Regions from separate parts of the Homo sapiens genome. Here region 2 is linked to region 1. The links are chromatin loops, found by intact Hi-C in ENCODE. Cell type or tissue: dorsolateral prefrontal cortex. All regions are shown on one strand.

Region 1 (2,500 bases):
TCCATTTCAAATCAATACCTAATTAAAATAACAAAACATTTCTGATTGCTTTTTTAGATTACTTTTAAAAGGAAACCTACGGAGCATCCTAATCCAACCCCTTCTTTCTACAGATGAGGAAACCTAGCCTGGGAGATGGACGCCAGGGATGTGAAATTGCTCCAGTTGTTGGAGGCTCCGTAGGACACACACCCCAAGGCTCCAGGACTCCCAGTGTGCTGGAACCTCACAGAACTACCACTTTGCCTCTGCATAATCACTTAATGCACGAGTATTTTTTTAATCTGTTTCAGCAAATGGAAGTCTGGCATAAAATGTAGTTGCCTGAGTTCACTTTAAAGCTTTGGACAATGTTGTCGTCTAAATAATGTGCTTTGGATGTCTTGACCCATAACAAGATAGCACTGTTCCTTAATCTTTCCAAAGGAATCTATAGCATTAATACAGATAGAGGGTTCCTGCCAAGTCTCGTGTGAGTCAGACACATTAGCAAGGTGATCAGAAATGTCCTTATTCCGGAAGACTGCCACCTCTCAGCCGGCAACTCCAAACTGAGCTGGCAAACACAGCATTAAGGACTCAGAAAGCATTGGGGGAGGGGATTTAGTAACAAATCTGAGTCATGAAAACAGAAAACGACTGAAAGAGAAAACATAATTAACTTCCAGTGTAGAATGCTAGTGCCTTGGGGAAAATCCTGTGCAAGTGTAGATGTAAGCAATTTTAGGGACGAATACCGAAAAAGCTGTTAGCAGTCTGATGGGGGCTGCATCGGGGACGGGGGGCCTTGACTATTATTTTATTTTAATTAAGAATGTTGGTTACAGGAGTGAAGGGATAAAGTCAGGTTGCAATGAGGCAACCTTCCTGTTGGACAGGGCCTCCTGCAGCTACTGAGTTTCCCACTGTGGTTGTGAACAGGCTGGACACGATGAATGTTTACATGGTGAAATGCGGCCCCTTGTGGCCTGATTGGGGAAACAAAACAAAAAGTCCGACTCACAGCCTGAGAGTGATACTAACCTACTTTACAGCATGTCAAACAGTGACACTGAAAAAATGACTACGGTACTCAGCAAAATTAGTAATCACACCAAAACGCACCAACATATAAAAGAACCATTTTATTCAAGAAAGCCGGGAAGAACTGTCCCCTAAGTCAGCTCGTGTCACACTTGAACGTGCCTGGGGACCACCTAGCATCTTGTTGCAGCAGCACAGGTTTGGTTCAGCGGGCCTGGATGAGGCGTGAGGGTCTGCATTTTATTTATTTATTTATTTATTTATTTATTTATTTATTTATTTACTTACTTACTTACTTACTTAGAGATAGGCCTGTTGCCCAGGACGGAGTGCAGTGGTAAGATAACAGCTCACTGCAGCCTCGACCTCCCAGGCTCAAGCAGTCCTCTCACTTCAGCCTCCAGGGTGGCTGGGACTGCAAGTGCACGCTACCACTGCTAACTTTTTAATTTTTTCGTAGAGTCTTGCTGGTCTTGCTATGTCGCCCAGGCCAGTCTCGAACTCCTAGACTCAAGCGATCCTCCTGCCTCGGCCTCCCAAAGTGCCAGGATTTCAGGTGGGAGCCACCGTGCCCAGCCAGGGTCTGCATTTCTGATAAGCCTCAGGCAATGCCCACCCTGAGAGTGGCCAGGGGCTCGAGGGAAGGGTTGGCCAGGTCTCCTCTGTCAGGGCCTCCTCGCTCCAAGACCGCAGGCCTCTGGAGGGCATTCTCTGCCTCGCCTTGGCCTCCCAGGGGTTACAATTCTTTCCCACACCCAAGCACTGAGAAGGCTGGGGAGCCACTTTTCTTTCGCATCTTCAAGCTCAAGGGCCTCCTTACCTCAGCTCAAGGTCATCATTTCCCCCTAAGAAAGAGTATCCTGTGAGGAGACAGCCCACTCCCTGACACCTTCCTAGCCTACTCTGGACCTTCCTACTTCAGGAAGCAACCATTCCAGGACGGCATCTGACTGTGTCTTATGGATTCCGCATTCATGAAAGCCACAGGTTTCTTTCTTGATCACTGAAAGCAGCAGGTGGTTTTCAATGCCATTGCCTCCAAGTCTCCTCTTGGGATGTGCCTGTCTGAAGGTGGCGTTAATGTGTATCTGCCGGGCTTCTCCCTTGCACCCAGACAGCGCGCACTGAGGCCCACTCCGGCATCTTGTTTCCAGTGTCAGAGTGGCATTCACACCCCACCCCACCCCCAATCCCAAGAATTCATTGTATTTGGTTATGAAGAAAATCTTTAATACAAAGTATTTTTAACCCAGTGTGGGAGGAGAAAGACAGAATAAATAGAACAGTAGAATGATCACAGATGGGTAATTACACATGTAAATGAGCTCAATTTGGTAAATTTCCTTTGAGTTCCTATTTACCTGATTAACATTTTATGCTAGCCCCACAGCACCACTGCAGTTTGGGTTACTTTCTTTTTACTCTTATATGTCAATTCTGAAATATGAAAAGCAATTTTGAATACTTTGGTGGAACC
Region 2 (2,500 bases), 390 kb before region 1:
TTGTTTCCCCTTCCTTTCTTCCTTCCTTCCCTTCTCCTCCTCCTTCTTCTTGTTCATCATCTACTGATCAATGTGTCTATTGATCTATTTTCTATTAATCACCTATCTAGGTGTCATCTATCTCTCTATCTCTTTATCCGTATCTACTAATTATCTATCATCCATTGGTCATTCATTATGTATCTGTCATGTATCATCCTTCTATCTATTGAATCTATCATCTGTTTCTATCAATCATCTATTTATCTATCATCTATTTATTGGTCTGTCTCTTTACTAATTATCTATTATTTGTTGGGCACAGTGACTCATGCCTGTAATCCCAGCACTTTGGGAGGCTGAGGAGGGAGGATGGCTTGAACTCAGCAGTTTGAGACCAGCCTGAGCAACATGGCGAAACCCCGCCTCTGCAAAAAAAAAACACACAAAAAATTAGCCGGGTGTCGTGGTGCATGCCGATAGTCCCAGCTGTTTGGGAGGCTGAGATGGGAGGATCACTTGAGCCCAGGAGATAGAGGCTGCTACAGTGAGCCGTGATGGCACCACTGCACTCTAGCCTGGGCAACAGAGCGAGACCCTAGCTAAAAAATCTATTATCTATCTATCTATCTATCTATCTATCTATCTATCTATCTATCATCTATCTATCTATCATCACTATCTTTCTACACACATGGACTCATTGGCAGTAGCAAATGGCTTGGGCAGTTGATCAGGGGCCTGGAAGGAGGGAAACTGGAAGGTGAGGGTTGAGGAGCAGGCCTAGAATAGTGGCACGCTCTGCATGGCAGTGGGCCCAAAGCCTGCAGATGTGTGTATCACATGCTAATGCTCAGCAGAAAGCCTCCGCCACGGAATGAAAAAGCCCCGGACAAACTGGTCTTTTGACCCATTCACTCTTTGCTTTATTTTAAATGTATCGTTTTCAGATTTATGTCCCAGACACTTTTCGCTCTGATGTAAGAATGCCGTGCTAAGAACAATAACCAAAATAGCTTCTATTTTCGTAGCATATGCCCATAATTTGCCTCATTTTACCCTGGCAGCAGTCCTGGGACTTAGGAATGACAGGGAGAAGTTCTTCCTTTCCAGATGGAGAAAGCGGATGCTTAGAGACAGTAAGAGCCCTGCCCAGGGCCACGGAGGCAGCTCTGGCCTCCGGTCCTGCATTCTCTTCCCGGTTTCTTGGGCCCCTCTGGGCTGCGGAGGGAAAGCAGAGCCGAGTTGACCAGCAGGGGGCGCCGGCCTCTTTTTGTCTACATCTGTCCACCTGGCTGTGCCAGGCAGGCTTCTGCAATCAGCACGCGTGCCCAGTTCTGTGACTGGTGAGTGGGCTCAGTTCCAGGGTGCCCTCCGCCTCACTGCATCTCCACCTGCTGGCCACACCGTAGACCATGCTCTGTTGTATGTGCTCACTTCTAAGTATCCCCAGACCCCTCGCTGCTGCAGGCTCTACTCAATCCCTACTAAGAAATGGACAGGAGTCAGCACCCAGCGAAAGGCTGTAAATAAGCCTCAGCGCTAACAATAACCTTTCCCTCCCTGCCATAATACAAATGTGGAGCTTGTCATCGAGGCTCCTCTTTGAGGCATGAATATTGATCTTTTGCCATATGTCTTTATGATGTGTGCTTTCTCCAGCAGGACCCGGTTTTGTTGCGTTTCTCCTTTCTGCCTTCTCATTTATTATGGTCGTCTGCTTCTGCAACGAGACTCCCTGTGAATTACAAATTTAGTCAACCACAATGAATTTGTGTTGAGCACTCCCCAGGAGCCAGGCACCATGCATAGTGGACTTAACCAAAGTCCCAGCCCTCATGGAGCAGACATTCTAGGGAAGGAGCCAGACAAAAAGCAAAACAAAGAGGGAAATGATGTAATTTGTCAGATGGCAATAAGTGCTGTGAAGGAAAATAAAGCAGGGAAGGGGATAAGGAGGTGGGGTGCAGGGGAGTGGGGCGTAGCCCAGGGGAAATTTGCATCAGAGAGAAAAGGTCAGAGAAAAGGCCCACAGAGAAGGTGACATTTGAGCAAAGACCGGAAGATGATGAGGAAGCCAGCTCTACAGATATTTCTTGGAATAATATTCCAAAAAAGTAAAAAGAGCCCACTGGGGGAGTGGGTCCCACACACAGGTCAGTGTGGCTGGAGGGCAGTGAATAGGAGGAAGTGAGATCAGAGACATGATGGGATGAGGGAAGAGAGATGAGCCCTGCAGGGTGGGATGCAGATTGTGCTGGGCCTGGCAGGGCCATAGGGATGATGTTGGTGTCAGTGTACGATGGGAAGCCACTTTCAAATGAGACATGCATACAAGGGGGAATGGTCCAGATCAGTATGTGTGATGGCCTCTTCCTATAGAATATTTAAAGTTCCATTCCTTCTCAATAGCCTCTATCAGGGATTTACAGGAAGAGACCACACATCAAGACGTCCTAAAGCCCTGGGCCCATCTGTAGTTGGGAGGTGGCAGGTACATTTTTCTTACTGAAATAGCCAT

The links. A loop is a pair of places that touch in the nucleus more often than their neighbours do. Peaks named below come from ENCODE experiments on the same cell type or tissue, not always from the same donor. Only the 100,000 strongest peaks of a DNase experiment are listed, where the experiment ranks them.
Region 2: it touches region 1 in a loop (8-fold over the local background); 104 of 110 quality-filtered maps call a loop at or near these places.

Annotation. Positions count from the first base shown.
Region 1 is chr21:32,257,573-32,260,072 of GRCh38, forward strand. It overlaps a transcript of MIS18A not described here. Among named protein-coding and RNA genes, the nearest start is that of MIS18A, 20 kb to the right of the region's middle. In dorsolateral prefrontal cortex, CTCF peaks have their summits at 955 (motif pointing left) and 1,156; DNase peaks (open chromatin) are centred at 939 and 1,248; H3K27ac peaks cover 137 bases.
Region 2 is chr21:31,864,990-31,867,489 of GRCh38, forward strand. No RefSeq gene overlaps it. Among named protein-coding and RNA genes, the nearest start is that of HUNK, 6.8 kb to the right of the region's middle. RefSeq lists a silencer at 1,292-1,431. In dorsolateral prefrontal cortex, CTCF peaks have their summits at 1,233 (motif pointing right) and 1,433; DNase peaks (open chromatin) are centred at 812 and 1,252; H3K4me3 peaks cover 820 bases; H3K27ac peaks cover 464 bases.